2 separate regions of the Mus musculus genome follow, and region 2 is linked to region 1. The links are chromatin loops, found by intact Hi-C in ENCODE. Cell type or tissue: gastrocnemius. All regions are shown on one strand.

Region 1 (8,000 bases):
AGAGAGAAGGACCACTGTGCTTCTGCTCTGCTAAAGCACAGAGGAGGCGCGGTCCTGTCCACCCACCTCTGCCTGAGCTGGCTGGCTGTTGTTTGCTGAGAAAGAAATACCACCTATGAACCCCTGCCAAGGGCCTAACAAAGTGTTAATTTGTTTGTGTGTGTGTGTGTGTTGTGTGTATGTACACACACATGATGTATGTGTGTAGCGGCATTGTGTGTTCCACAGTGAATATGTGGAGTTCAGAGGACATTTTGTGGGATCACTTCTCTCCTATCTTCTCACGGACTCTGGGAATTAAGTTAGGTGACCAGGCTTGCCCAGCGAGTGCTTTACCACTAAGCCGTCTCGCTGGATACCCAGATGCTCTTTTTAAAGGTTAGCACTTTACAGGTAGCTTTTGCTAAGGATGGTTATGATAACGGTGATTTTGTCTCTATAGCAATGTTCCAGTAGTCCTTTTTCTAGATCAGCCTGGGTTAGGGTTAGGGTTAGGGTTAGGGTTAGGGTTAGGGTTAGGGTTAGGGTTTGGGTTAGCAAAACTGTATGCATCAACAGATTCTATGACTCCTTCTAAGGTGTGTGTGCGTGTGTGTGTTTGTGTAGATGGAAGTGTGTGCATAGAGACAGCCTCCAGGCATGTGATAAAGCTTTCAGGTGAGATGGGGGTAATGATGAGATATTGGAAGTAGTCTATAATCTCTTCCTTGGAGTATCAATGTGACTTGGGGGATGTCCTCTGGTGTGAGATGTGATGTAGGCGAAGCCCTATCTTTTCCAGTGCAAAAAATATCAAGAGTCTTGTTGGTGACACAGCTGTCACTTCATTGTCTCGACTGCAGGAGTAGTCTTCAGGAGTGAAATCTGCCTTTAGCCTCTTACTTAAACTCAATAATTCTCAATTCTTTGGGGGGTTGTGTCTCCCTGCTGAGAGCGGACTAGAATGGGGGCACAGTCATCACGAAAATCATAGGACCTTTTTGTTGCTGCTCATCACAAGGAGATGAGGTGGGTGGAAAGGAGATGACAAGCCTTGGGGGAACCTCAAGTTGTGCAAGGTCAGTCAATTTGCTAAGTGGTTGGTAGCCCTGGTAACTGTCCTTCTCTGGAGTGGTGGCATTCCAGGTTCTTTTTTCTGTCTTTTGATTTCTTATTCCTCGGTACTTATTGAAGCATTTGCTTGTCAGGTGGCTATCAGCTGAACTCTCTAAAGGGATCTCCTCCTCACTCTCTTCAGAAGAGCCTCCCTAGTCCTTTTGCAGTGGGGGCCACATGCCTGAGCCCCTTCCTACCTCTGCGGTTCACTTAAGTAGTCTCATTGGAAAATTTTCTTTGATAATTGTGATAAAGAAATCCACAAGGAATTTTAAATCCCTCTGTAAGATGGCATCTGTCCTTTGAATTCTAATTTTTTATTTGCTATAACCAGTCATTCATTAGGTTTTGCTTTATTATAAAACCTTACAAAGAAAGGGAACTTAGTAAAGCTGGTCACATTGGGTAGTCAACAATCCATCTCTGCATCTGGGTAAAGCAACGGAACACCCGTACATTCCTGTCCATTAAGAGATGTTGGGAATCCCATTTACATGAAATCTTGCTACTGTATATTTTGGCATCAAGTTTATTCAGAAAAAGGGTACTTCTGTTTGACTTCCTTATTAAATTCTTAATTTTGTCCAAGAATGAGCACATTGCAAAGTTCTACTGTGGCTCATGAAGCTCTGTTCTAAAGGGTCTGCTGCGGACCCTATTGGAAGAGCCCTTGGTGCCAACAGGGGGCTTTTGCTCAGGGTTGCATTGTGGTATTCTGGGAAAAGCCTGGTACCCAACCATGTTAGATATGCAATGGATGTGTTTGATTGAACATGATGCATTCTTTGTGTTCTAGATGATTTTTTTTTTAATTGTCAAAAGTGGAGAGTTGGGCACATAGTATGATGTATCATTGCTGCAGAATAGCTATGACATACACTAATTGAGTAGAAAGTGATGGCTGCTTTCATAGAGATGAGCACCATGGTATGGAAGCACACAGAGAAGCTACTGCTGATTGGCACTCGGAGTTTGGGACAGGAAGTGACAGTTAGCCTTGACCCGGAAGGATGGGTATGTTGCCCTGGGAAGATGTTGGGGGTAGAAGACGCTAATCCAAGGAAAGAGACAATCACCTTGGGGGATCAGGAGTTGGTCTGACAGGAAGATAAGTCAGAAGTATGCAGGAACATGTTAGCAGAGAATTAGGACTGTGAAGCTAAATGTCATTTTAAGGTGTGAGGTTGCAGTGAAATGAGGCCTTCTCTTTGGAAATACTGTGTAGATTGAGGTTTTTAGTTGAAGAGTGAGCATGCCAATTTGGAGATGATTGGACTAGCTGAGGAGAGGTGAATTGCTAATTTAGAGTGAACAACTTAAATTGAGCAATTTAGCAAATCTTTTAAGGACCCACTTTTTGAATTATGATTATTTATGGGCGAGAAAAGACTTTGTCTCAAAAAATGGCTGGTAGAGAGAGGAGTTGGAGGGGAGTCAAAAGATATTACTGTAAAGTGAGCCTGGTGGTGCAAGCCTTCAACCCCAGCTACTTAGGAGGCTGAGGCAGGAGAATCACTAGTGGAAGGTCTACAGGGGTCATCTGATGAGTTCAACACCAGCTTTGAAATTTGGCAATCCCCTTCTCAAAAGAATCAGTTAGGAAAGGGTGAAAGATGTGGCTCAGCAGTAGAGAGCTTGCTTGGAATATGCAAGGTCCTATGATTAGTTTCTAGGAGTGAACATACATACAGACAGACACACCTATGCTGGGTATTTTGCTATCTTTATAATTGAAAGATGGATCTAGCAACTAACTGCCAAACAGATCCCAGAAGGTTTTTCATTCAGGGACCACTAGGGACTAAGCAGCACACTTTATATGTGCAAAATGCTTTTTCCCTGGGATATTTTTATGGCAAAAACAATCTTATTTGGATAGAATATAGATTCATAAGAAAATGCTTCTATTTGTATGACATGGAGACTGGTGCAATTATTTGCAATTTATACACACTTGTCAAATATGTACTCAAGTTCGTACTTTACATTTCGTACTTGAGCAGTCCTTTGACTTTGGAGGCCTAATTCCCTAGCAAGTGAATGAAGGCCTGGCATACTGGGTATGACCTCAGTGCTGGTACTGAGTCACGCTTCTGCGCCTCCTGTCTTCAGCCACCTCCATTTGGAATAGTGAGCCAGGACATTAACATATGTACTATTAGAGCCGTAGGTGCCTGTCTGGGAGTACAAGATAGCTGATGCCATTGAAGGCTTGCCTAGGGAAGGGAGCCTGTGACACCTCTCGCCACCACTGAAATGCTTCAGATGATTTGGAGCTGAACCCAGTGATTGGGGAGCTAAAGAGGAGGGGTGTAAGGAGATTGTTTTTCCCCTTTCTCTCTGTCTCTGTCTCTCTGTCTGTCTCTCTGTCTGTCTCTCTGTCTCTGTCTCTGTCTCTCTGTCTCTGTCTCTCTGTCTGTCTGTCTGTCTCTCTGTCTGTCTCTCTGTCTCTCTGTCTGTCTCTCTGTCTGTCTCTCTGTCTGTCTCTCTCTGTCTCTCTCTGTCTCTGTCTCTCTCTGTCTCTCTCTCTCTCTCCCTCTCTCTCTCTCTCTCTCTCTCTCTCTCTCTCTCTCCCCCTCTCTCTCTTTCTCATCCTTTAAAGGAGTATGGTACGGTAAAAGGTTAGGGTGACAGCTATGTAAGAAAACAAGGCAGGTGTCTGTTGGGGACAAAGGTTGGGAGAAAATGCTAAGCACATTCAGTAATCTAATTTAGGTTACAACGAATCTCAAAGGCTGCTGAGAGTGTCCCTTGGCAGCTGATGCCTGGCTTTCCTGTTTTGAGCAGAGAGGGGCAGGGAGAGGGTAACAGGGTATCACTCTGTTGGAGGGACATTGCTCATGTTGCTTTGGTGTCCTTCCCTCTAGTCCATTTTCAGACTTCACCAATCAAGCAAAGGGCTGCTTCAAATCTAGTGTGCAACCAAACCAAACCAAACCAAACCAAACCAAACCAAACCAAATCAAAACAAAACAAAAAAAGATTCATAGAAAAATGTTTTCTAGGAAAGGCAAAACCCAGAAACCAAGAGTCAGCTCACTGTAGCACTTCTGTTGCATAAGCAGGGTTCAAGTGCAGAGTATTAATCACTGAGAACAGTTCACAAATTATTTGTGTTCCGATGAGACAGGCCCTCAGTCTCCTTCCTTCTCACTGTTTGGACTTGGTCCATCTCACTCCTTCTTCAGCATTGAGAGTAGAAAGGACATTTAAATGTGCCAATTTTCTCCTTGTGGGAAGCCTCACTCATGTGTTGAGCAAGGAGAGAGATTTATATTGTTACAGAGAAGAAGGCTTGGGGGAAGGTTCAAGGCCTTAATTTGTTCATAGGGAATGCTATCATCTACCACCGTTTATATTTGAGACTTGAACACACCAGGCAGGTTGTAGAAGTAAAAAAGTGTGGCTAAAAGCCTGCACTTGACTTCTTCATCTAGTTCAGTTCAATTTATTGCCCCCCCCCCCAAAATTATCAAACCTATTCTCAGAGGAGAAGTATTTTCTGTGACCACAAGGAAACATCTGTGAGGTCAAACCTGAGCCAGTCAGAACATTTAGCATGTGAGGTTTAGATTTCAGGAGAAGAAAATTAATCAAGGAAACCCTTAAAGCTATGAAGAAGGCAAATCAGAAAAGTCTCTTATCGCTGGCAAGCTGAGGCTCTGAGTTCATATTAATTAAGACATGTCAGACTCCACAATGAATCAAGTAGGGAGTGTCATATTCTGGTAACTTTGGAAGCCAGTGTCAGTCCTGACCGCCAGGATTTATGGTAGATTATATAATGGAATCTTGAGTTCTGAGACATCAAAGGAAAGTTCTGGCTCTTTCCTCATGCACTCTCTTAGGTCAAGCCTACCCAGCAACAAGCCAAGCGGAGGGCTGAGCTCGTAGAGACTGCCAAACCTGATAATGCATAACTAGAGAGTAGCTATGGAGGGGAAAAATGTGGACTGAAGTCAGGTAAAGACTGCCAGGCAACTTGGTTAACGTCCACAGTCCAGTTCTGCTCAACAGCAGCCAATCGCTGGCTTTGTGTAGTGATTTAGAACCAGTCTAAAACACTAGGGCAGAAGAAGTAAACTTTATTACCAAGGTGGTTGCATGCTCGTGCAAACGTTCTCCACATCAGTATCATCTGTGATTGTGTCTAATTCTGAGTATCTACAGGGAGCGGATTTTACTCTCTTTCTTACAGGCGTGGGCAGAAGTGCTGGAGGAAGCCTGTACCATCTGAGGGAACACCTGGGAAAGGTTTCTTTCATTTTTCTCCCCTCCAGCGTACACACGCTCCCCACTGAAAGGCCAATGCTTTCTATCACTTGGGATTCATCAAGTTTATATGTTTGTATCATCTTAATTTTAGCAGGACACAGGAACGAAGTATATCAGCCTACAGGATGAGGTTTGAATTACTTTAGTTAACACACACACACACACACACACACACACACACACACACACACACACAAACACACACACACACACACACACATACACACATACACAAACAGTGGCAGAATCAATGTGGTGTTTTTCTCTTCTGTTGGATACGGAAACCACAAACTACTTAATTTGAGCAGGTGTTTCCCAACTCAAAATTACAGCCATCAACCCCTTGTTCACTGTAAACCTGTCAGGGTGAATTCATTTTCTAGTAGACTTCTCTCCCTCTCCCTCCCTCCCTCCCTCCCTCCCTCCCTCCCTCCCTCCCTCCCTCCCTCCCTCCCTCCCTCCCTCCCCACTCCTATTCTCTCTCTCTGGTTTTCCAAGACAGGGTTTCTCTGTGTAGCCCAAGCTCTCTTGGAACTCACTCTGTAGACCAGACTGGCCTCGAACTCACAGAGATCTGACTGTCTTAGACTCCTGAGCACTTTGATTAAAGTCGTGCACCACCACTACCACCCATCTCATGTGTTCTCCTTTCTTTTGAGAAAAAAAGTTTGTAAAAAAGACCCACTGTTTCTTGTAATTAAAAAAAAAAAGATATCTTAACATTTGAGACAGATGGATATAACCTGTACATTTTCACCTTGACATAACACTTAAAAAACAAAAACAAAAACCTAGGGCCGTTCCCCTCCCCCTTCCCCTTCTCCTCCCCCTCCCCTCTTCTCCTTTTTACTCTCTTCCCCTTCCTTCTTCTTCCCCTCACTCCCCTTCCTCCTTCTGTTCTCTCCCTTCTTCCCACCCCTTCCCCTACAATTTTCCTTCCCAGATATATATCGAATCCAGGGTCTGGCATCCTGATGGAGGTTGCTCTACCACAGAGCCACGCCCCCTTCAGGCTTGGCTGAAGCATCTTTACCTGCTATCAGGGAGACTCACCGCCTTGCTTACAATACAGACTGCCTGCCCTAAATAGAGATCCCTACCCTCAGTGTTTTTTTTTTTTTAAAGCTTTTAAATTGTATTTTTCTCTCTCACAGCTTTGCAATAGCTGTTAGTAAGCAAAAAAAACATTCCCTTCTTCGACGTTATGACCCTTTTCTTCTACTGCTAATTGAATGGCGTTGATAAGGAGCAACATGTGAATTCATGTTTAACCCTAAAATGGGGAGCAGACGTATGTATTTCCAGTTGCTACTTAATAATGGCCTTTCAGTAATTAAGAGCCTTCTCCTCTGAACGTAATTATTCAAAGGGACAGTGGAAGCTTTGTAAAAGAATGTATGCCCATGTAAGCAGGCGAAAAGTCATTTCACATGTATTGTGGACACCAGTCGTAACATGTTTTACTTAAAAGTTAGAACTGAAAAGGTCTTACTGACTTCCAAATCCATTTCTCACTTCCTCCATTGAGCATTTTGAACCAGCTCACAGCCCTTTTGGAAAGCCAGGTCTCTGTTACTACAAATGTCCACATTGTCTGCCCTGCCAGCTGCGTTCGTTAGCAGTTTTCTCCAGTAGCAGGCCATGTGATATAAAATATCGAACGTCCTCTGGCTTGTAAATATCATGTTAACCTTCAAAGCGTTCGAAAGCGCAGGAAATCTGAGTCAACAGAATAGTATGTAAGTTTATTTTTATAGAACCTGCCTGAACTGCAAGGGAGGGGCGGGGCGTGGACCCAGGCCTGCCTGCCAATCTGCGCTGCCAGTGAACTAAGCCTGATCCCACTGAGAGCCAGGCCAGCGGGCTTCGGTCAACTTGCTGACTTCCTACTTGCAGAACTGGGCAGTTCCGGGGAAGCACTTTCAGGAAATCTTCCGTTGACACCGTGTCTGTCCAACTGTGTAGGAAATGAAGGGTTCTAGCAAAGTTTTTACTCAGTGACTAATCAAAATATTAGATAATTTTGCTAAGCTGGAGCTTAGTCACTATCCTCAGAAGTGCTGTGGGACTTGTCCGGCAAGTCTTCAGGTCTATCTGATCAACCGTCCTCAGGCACAAGGGACCTTCTTAGCCCCTGCCTGGAAGGACGTGGCCGACCCCGGGCTGTTTAGGAGCACATACCCACTCCCCCACACCCCCAGCTCCTCTGGCTTATTAGTTTAGACAGTTAGGGTTCTAATCCCACTATGAGGAGTCTGAGCAGTGGTGAATCTGCCCTCCCGAAACCTCTGTGGCCTTGTGGGGATGGCTGCCGGTTGGCGTTTCCAGGAAGACAGCGCCTGCAGCTATTTGCCAACTCCATGTTGGCAGCTGGTTTGATTCCTCTTTTGGATAGCAAGAACAGCATGATGAAGAAAAGGCAAAGGGGAGGGCTTGGCAAACAACGTGTCCTTCATCTTGATGGGGATTGCAATGTGCAAAGTAGGTTGCCAGCCATACTGTTTCCAGTACAGTTTCCTTCCCCCCCTCTCCTCCCCATGTCCCTCCCCCTTTCTCTCTCTCTCCCTTTTCCTCTCTTCTTCTCCCCTCTTTCTCATCTCTGTCCCTCTCCCCCTCCCTCTCCTCTCTTC
Region 2 (8,000 bases), 91 kb after region 1:
GTACAAAAAGTTTGCAAGGTATTTGAAAAAAAATTTCCAAGAAAAGATAAGATGAAAGTGGCTAAATTCCATTAAACTGAGCATTAACTCTGAATTACTCATTGATCTGTAATAAAAAGTAGCCGTTATGCCTGGCAACCGAAAATTGAAATTATCTTCAAGTCATCATCAGGGAGACAGAGAGTAGATCTGAGGTCACAAGGTTGGTAAAGGGACTTTGGGTGAGTTATTGGTTTACAAATATTCTTTCCTTGTATTGGCAATGGGGTGAAGTATAAGGCTTCCCCCTGGCTTCTGGTTACTGTGTATCCCTGTGGTCTCCCAGCTCCAATTGGCTGTCGGTTACTATGTATGGTTACTATGTATCCTTGCCGTCTTCCAAGCTTAACATTTCAACATGTTAAGCTTGTATTGATTATTAGATTTTGATTAGTATATTTACTAATATTGACTGCTATATCTACTAAGAGCAACTCTGAAGGGTCAGGTACTGTTTTAGTCAACTCAGGTTGCCATCACCAAATTAAAGTGAAAAATCAACTGTTCTGAAAAGGTCTACAAATGAAAGAATGTTAGTAAAACTGAGGGGACTTCCAGGGCTCCCCCTTCCCAGGCAGTAGGCTCTGAATAAGGCAATTACAACTCTGTACCCTGATGCCAAGGGAAGCGGATGCTGGAAGCCTAGTGCCTGGATGGGCTTTCTAATGGGTTGTATGTGCTCCAACGTTTAAGTGAGCACCTGGGTCAGGCAGAAAAAGCTTTAAGGTAAAACATCAGCCTGTAAAGGTGGGGGACTGATTAGAAAGGGTATAGGGGACTTTCTGGGTTGATTGAAATAGTCAAATGCTTTATACTTTGTTTGACATGGTTGTTAAGAGTGAAATCGATCCATGTTTTTCAGGTTGTATACTTAATATATGCACATAACATTGAACATTAATTTTGCTTCGAAAAGCAATATTCTAAGGCCAAAGTCTAGGAGACAAGTAAAGAAAAAAAATCAGTGCTCAAACTATCTTTAAAATGAAGAACCCTTTAGAGGGAAACGCAACATGCTTCTGCTGTAGAGGAGAATAGCATTGCATCAGGACTCAGCACGGGGTCTTAGCAGACCTAGTCACTGATTCTTGAGATGTCGGCACTCTAGCAGCTTGTCCCGAGTTTCGAGCCATCCTGGGCTACACAGTGAGTTCCAGCACAGCTTGGTCTTCAGGTTGATACTTTCTTAAAAAGGAAGAAGAAAAGAAAGAACAAAATGGAAAGAGAGAACACACACACACACACACACACATGCACACACACATACATGCACATATACATTCACACACATATACACATACACACATATATGAACACATACATACACATGCACACACATACATATATACACTCACATATATACATATACAAACATACACACATGAATACACACACACATACACACATGAACACACATACACACCATTGATAATCATGGTAATGTTCAAACTGCACAGAGCTAAACTTTTCTCATCTCAGCGCAGGGAACATGTTAGTAGCATAAGTTATCATACACCGACATCCCCATTTCCTCTTTCATGGTTTTGTAGAGAGATAATGTTTTTGTAAATGTAAAAAGCCTTCAATGGAGCTGGAGAGGAAGCTCTGCCTGGTCCTAGTCCACATGGTAGCTCACAACCATCCATAATGAGATCTGATGCCCTTTTCTGATGTGCCCGAGGACAGCTACAGTGTACTCACATGCATAAAATAAATAAACAATCCTTTAAAAAAAAAGAACTAAGATGAAAAGCTTTCTGGTGAACACGCTGCTAAGCACTGGTGGCTTCTGCCTCGATATTAGATGGACTTGAAGTTTGATTTTATAGCTTCTGTTGCTGTAAAGATAGGAAGATACCATCCTAGAGGGAACACAGGGCTCCCAGTGGAGGAGCTAGAGAAAGTACCCAAGGAGCTGAAGGCGTCTGTAACCCTATAGGAGGAACAACAATATGAACTAACCAGTACCCCCGGAGCTCTTGTCTCTAGCTGCATATGTAGCAGAAGATGGCCTAGTCGGCCATCATTAGGAAGAGAGGCCCCTGGGTCTTGCAAACTTTATATGCCCCAGTACAGGGGAACGCCAGGGCTAAGAAGTTGGAGTGGGTGGGTAGGGGAGCAGGGCAGGGGGAGGATATAGGGAACTTTCAGGATAGCATTTGATATGTAAATAAAGAAAATATCTAATAAAAAAAAAAAAAGAAAAAAAAACAGTCTGGAAAGTTCCGGATGGTCATGGTCATGTGAAAAGTTAGTTTTCAGAAAGAGTCGTTCAGACAGGTTGGGGTGTTGTTTTGTCCTTTGAAGTATCTAGAGAGGAAATTAATCCATATTTGGTGACCTAAGGATGAGCAGACAAGATGCTACGTATTGAGATTCTCAGGGCCAGGCCTTTGAGTTGCTCCTCGGTGGGATGAGGCAACAAAAACCAGGTGAGTTCAGGGAGGAAGAGGATAAGTGGTTGAGAACTACAACTGGGACTCAGAAGAGGGAGGCGCTGGAGGATGACCACGAGTGGAGGATGACCATGAGGATAAGCTGGTGCTTGATCCGAACCTCAAGACAGCAGATGCTTTCTGCCAAGCTAGAAAAGTGAATATTCTAAGCAGAAAAAAAAAAAAAAATTAAGAGAAGAAAAGCTTTGGGGCCTTTGGAACAACAAATTTTTATTCATCAGGCTGAGGCATAGGCTACGTGTTGGGGGTGACAGACTAGCAAAGACAGGTCCAGGAGAGAGGAAGGGACTCTACTCTTAGAGAAGCTGGGATTTGGGGTAATGATGAAGGGGAGCCTGCACTTAGACAAGTGAGGTAAGAGGCCGCTGAAAAGGGATGGGCAATGCATGGGAAGGGAGCGTGCAAACTATGGGTTTGGGAGTTGTTTCTTGGATAACTATAGAAGGCATACGAGTGTCAGACAGAGACAGCGATGCTGTGTCCTGTGTCCGGAGTGAAGTGTTGGGTCGGGAGGAGAATGATGTTGGGTGTTTGGTCCAGAGTCTGCACTGGGCAGGAAAACAAGGCAGCCCATGTTCTCCCCTACACCTGGGCAAGCAGTACAGTGTGCTCAGCCTAGGACTCAGAGAGAAGAGGAGAGGGATGAGACTCCAAGAGAAAACAGGTGGCCAGAGTAGCGGTGCCGGGTGGTGAGTGGGGGAACCAAGATGGCGGCCATGCTTTCCGCCACAACCCCTGTCCCTGGGAGACAGAGTTTACTAAGAGGAGTCTGAAAGCTATTCCTGGAAATGCCTATCTTGAGATAGCTCAGGCTAACTGGAATTGTAAACTTCTCCACGGCCAAAGTCCCCTGAGATGATACCTGCCTTCTCATACCCTTCCTATGCAGATCTCCAGATGTCCAGATCTCTCTCTCTCTCTCTCTCACACACATATACACACACACCAACTTTCCTTGACTCATTTTCTTTCTTTTCTACCATCTCTCCTTCTTTTGTTACACAGTTTAGTTGGACTGGCTTGATGAGTGTGACATCATTGTTGACCTACAGGAGGGGCCCCTGTCATCAGGAGTCAACACTATTACCAACAAAGGGTTAGCAATCTTTTTTCCCCCAATATTTATTTATTTGTTTGTTCATCTATACAGTGCTAGATCTCAAACCCATGACTCCCCATATGCTAGGCAAATGCTTCATTACTCACACCGCAACTTCTCGATACTTATTTATATATTAGATATTTATGGTCATTGCTGATTGTTGAGGGAACTTGTCTAAGTCCCGATATAATGACCTTGAGTCTTTCCAAGCACAAAAACGTATAGTTGCAGCATGATATCATTAGTATTTTCTTTCTATTTCTTTCTTTGTACTGGCCCAAGTGCCACTCATATATCTCTTGGTAACTGCCTAGGGTCCTAGGGCTGGAGACCGGCCACTCCTGGCGTTGTGATTAGAGTCACTTAATACCTAAAGTAGTTACTAAACAACAAAGGCTCCTTTAGGCCTCCTGTGTCCTGGGACCCAGGGTGAGGACACAGTCAGAGTACCTTGTTAATCTGTGTTGTACTGTGGTGGAGAGAAGCACTGAGAACCAGGTGTATCCATGGGACAGCACTGGAGGTACAAGATCTCTGTCTGCAACCAATGCTGGTAACTACAGCTGTGAACGTGTAATCGCTTTAACGCAAAGCTATTTTATGGTTCCAACTTTACGATTAAAATAATGCCTCTTCTGGGATGTGTTTACAGACAGTAGTCAGTAGGCTATTGGTAGAGAGGCTGGTAGGTTTGACTAATGAAGTGAGGGAGTCTTGCATTTCAGTTGGAAACATATCCCTGGAATGCCAAAAATATTTATTGCGAAGTCTGACTTTTGTATGTTATTGGTAGCATTGTCACTGAGCATCTTATTCAGGGGAACAGTAGGGCTAGAGGGCTTGACTCATATGTATCCCAGAAGGCTTTTCTTGTTAAATGACATCGTTTAGGAAGAAGATATCCTGGCATAGTTTATAAACTTGATCTCTGCACACTTTGACTGGCATTCTAGTTTATCTGTGAGCCTGTGGTTCACAGCCATCTCAGTTTCCCTCTCCATAGAAAGCACCGGGACATTTCTGGCTCTACAGGTAGGGAGCAAAGGGGGCTGGAGTTTCTTCTAGGAATGCTGATTCTAGCGGGGCTACTGCTGTCCCTCAGCAGACAGCAAGGCTCCCGGACTCCCGCTGCCATTCATCCAGCTCGTGCAGGAGCCCAGCTGCCTTGTCTGCCGGGAGGGGCTGCCAAGTGCCCTGCCTACTGGCTGCTTCCCGAGAGTCCCTGCCACTCCACATACAAACACATCCACACACGCTCTGCCTTGATCACACACCGCGCCACTCGATCATTCGAGCACATTCCTTCCTTCCGTCTTACTGTCTCAGCCCTTGACTTCTACAAACCCATGGAACATTTCTGGAAAGACGCTCTTGAACCAGCAGGGTAGGATCGGCTTTTGATTTCTCTCTCTCTTTCTCTCTCTGTAGCTTGAGCGATTTGAGAAAGCAACTTACCTTTCTGCTTAGTGTCTGTCTCCTAGCTGGAGAAGGAAGCTGTGCTGTTTTTCTATGGGGGGAAATCTGTGCGGCTTTTTTTTTTTTTTTTCCCGCTTTCCGGACTTGTAGGATTCTCTGTGCCATTTATATATAATTTGGCAGGCTCAGATTTTTAAAGAGTCTCATCTGAAGTGCTTGCTTTTGCATGTGTTTTTTAAAAGGCATTTGAAAATTGAAAGTGTGATTTATGGGAACTAAATCATCTACGAAAAAATTGCTCTAGAAAGTCATGGTTGCTGGCCATAAAGAGAAATATCTGCGATTCACCTAATGTATTTTTAACCCTTCCTTTGCTGTCAATGATACTTATGGGTGCTAAAACTCATCTTTGTCTTTAGATTTAAGCCAGCTTAGCTGTGGTTTATCCAAAATTATCTGTTTTTCTAAGAATTAGATAAATAGTGTGCTTAGTAGAAAATATTTTTAAAGTGTTACTATTAGTAACAGCAACCTTGACATTTGCATGTGTCAGGTACTTCTCCTGGGTATATGGGCTAGCAATTCAAGTCATATGCTAATGGTTATTTTAGGGGATATTAGGTTGGGGCATATGCAGTTTATTAAGAAAGTACAAACTATCCAAGCTGCAATTTTTTTCTAAATTTGCAATAACAGGTGTGTGTGAGCTCAATCAGAATTTAATTCAATACTGAATAAAAAACTTATTTTAACTTCTCTGTCATTCGAGTATTAGATTCCTGTGTACCCTATGCCAAGGGAACCCAGAAGGTCCATTTGTAGAATTCAAGAGCTGAAAGGTAGGAGAGCCTTTCAAAAGTTTCTGGTTAGACAGACAAGGTTACCGGATCGCCAGAGCTTTAGTCAAGGACCTCAGGTGATATTTTATGGGAAAATGTCTTAGTCCTTGCATGGTTTTCCCAATTTTTGGTTGCATAACCTGTGGAAGGTAGGGACACCCAAGTGTGCCTAACCGAAGGTTTTTCTGAATCATATCCACATGAGAATTTCTAAAGGAAGCAAATTTGGCACCGGGGTCCAACAAAAACAGAAAAGCTAGGCTGGGCAAAATTGCCATGGCTGTGCTTTCTTGGGGAGCGTTTTAAAAAAATTATTATTTTTATTTTTTTGTCAGAAGAGGAAGCTGAAGGCTGGCAGTTTTCTCTTGACTCCAAGTGCAGCTCTTCCTATACATAGTCCATCTCCACTCGTCTGGCCCTAGATGCCTCCTATCTGTGTCCACTGGTGCTAAATATAGCTGTCGGTGGCTGGCTGCATATGCAATCACACACCCCATCCTATTTGCCATATCTCAGTTACAGATACAGTTACCGTCCCTCCAGGGTCATTCTATGCATACACTGCGTACTTCCAGCCAACAAGAAGACTGAATCAAATAGAAAGGAAGACAAAACAGAGACAGATTGGAGCTTGGCAGAGGCACACAGGCAACACATCAGGAAAAGAAAGAAAGAAAGAAAAAAAGAAAAGAAGAAAGAAAGAAAGAAAATGGCCTGTGGCTTAGTCTGCATTTGTTGCAAACCTAGTCTTCCTTGGGATGGGGGGAGTGGTAGGGGCGCGGCTCCTGGAGGTCCCTTTGCTGCTTTCACCCCCTGCAGCGAAATCCAGCAGCGAAGACCTGGAAAGTTAAGTTCAAGGAAGCTAGCGGTTCCTTGGGTGCACGCACAGTGTGATGTTCCCAGTAGTGCCTGGAAGCTGCAGCCCCTGGCCAGTGGCTTCCAGCAGGTTTGTCTAAGAGCAGAGGAGAGGAGTATGTAAAGTTGGAGAACCCGGGAGCGTCTGGGTGCGCTCCTTGGAGTTGGGTCACCTGTGTTCTGCAGGATAGCTCTGCCCCGCAGGGGCAGAGGCAGGGCCAGGGCCAGTACTCGTGCCAAGGGGGACTTGCGCTGCGCCTTCTCTAATCGCAGGCTCTACTCTTTTTTCCAGGTGGCCCACGCGCTGCTGAGCCCTCTGCGTGCGCGGGGAGCCAGTCTGTAACTCGCCGGCTGCCACTTACCATGACCATGACCCTTCACACCAAAGCCTCGGGAATGGCCTTGCTGCACCAGATCCAAGGGAACGAGCTGGAGCCCCTCAACCGCCCGCAGCTCAAGATGCCCATGGAGAGGGCCCTGGGCGAGGTATACGTGGACAACAGCAAGCCCACTGTGTTCAACTACCCCGAGGGCGCCGCCTACGAGTTCAACGCCGCCGCCGCCGCCGCCGCCGCCGCCTCGGCGCCGGTCTACGGCCAGTCGGGCATCGCCTACGGCCCCGGGTCGGAGGCGGCCGCCTTCAGTGCCAACAGCCTGGGGGCTTTCCCCCAGCTCAACAGCGTGTCGCCTAGCCCGCTGATGCTGCTGCACCCGCCGCCGCAGCTGTCTCCTTTCCTGCACCCGCACGGCCAGCAGGTGCCCTACTACCTGGAGAACGAGCCCAGCGCCTACGCCGTGCGCGACACCGGCCCTCCCGCCTTCTACAGGTACCCGCGCCACATCGGGGTGGCCGCTGTGTAAGGCCTGGCCGGGGGAGGGAGCGCACGAGGGGGGTCACCGCGGGCTGCAGGTCTCCCCATCCCAGCCCTCGGGGAAGTCAGAAAGGATTCTTTGGCAGCTTTAAAACAACAGTAACAACACAAACAACAACAACAACAACAACAACAGCAACAACAACAACAACAACAACAACATTCTCTGCCTGTAGCTGTCTTGTGGGAGAGACAGATCCAAACGGCCCTGTCCCCTAATTACACAAGAATTGGAAACTAGTCCAAAGAAGTTATTTATGGGGCAAGTAACCTAAAGGTCCAGGTGGCCTGTGCTAGCAAGGAACCCCTTTATTATTTAAAGCTGCAGGTGTTTGAGGCCAGTGGAGCCCAGGGGAGATTTATTAGTCTTTTTTGTTTGTTTGTTTTAAAATTGTTTCATTGTGTCGGGTTCAATGTTCTT

What was found. A loop is a pair of places that touch in the nucleus more often than their neighbours do. Peaks named below come from ENCODE experiments on the same cell type or tissue, not always from the same donor. Only the 100,000 strongest peaks of a DNase experiment are listed, where the experiment ranks them.
Region 2: it touches region 1 in a loop (3-fold over the local background); 3 of 42 quality-filtered maps call a loop at or near these places.

Annotation. Positions count from the first base shown.
Region 1 is chr10:4,613,936-4,621,935 of GRCm38, forward strand. It overlaps a transcript of Esr1 not described here. Among named protein-coding and RNA genes, the nearest start is that of Esr1, 92 kb to the right of the region's middle. In gastrocnemius, no CTCF peak of the experiment used is centred here; a DNase peak (open chromatin) is centred at 7,704; H3K4me3 peaks cover 1,443 bases; H3K27ac peaks cover 3,937 bases.
Region 2 is chr10:4,705,314-4,713,313 of GRCm38, forward strand. Esr1 (estrogen receptor 1 (alpha)) reads left to right here and starts at 4,845. Exons shown (of 9, transcript NM_001302531.1): 1 at 4,845-4,981; 2 at 7,000-7,534. The coding sequence starts at 7,071. In gastrocnemius, no CTCF peak of the experiment used is centred here; DNase peaks (open chromatin) are centred at 4,768, 7,084 and 7,405; H3K4me3 peaks cover 3,644 bases; H3K27ac peaks cover 3,832 bases.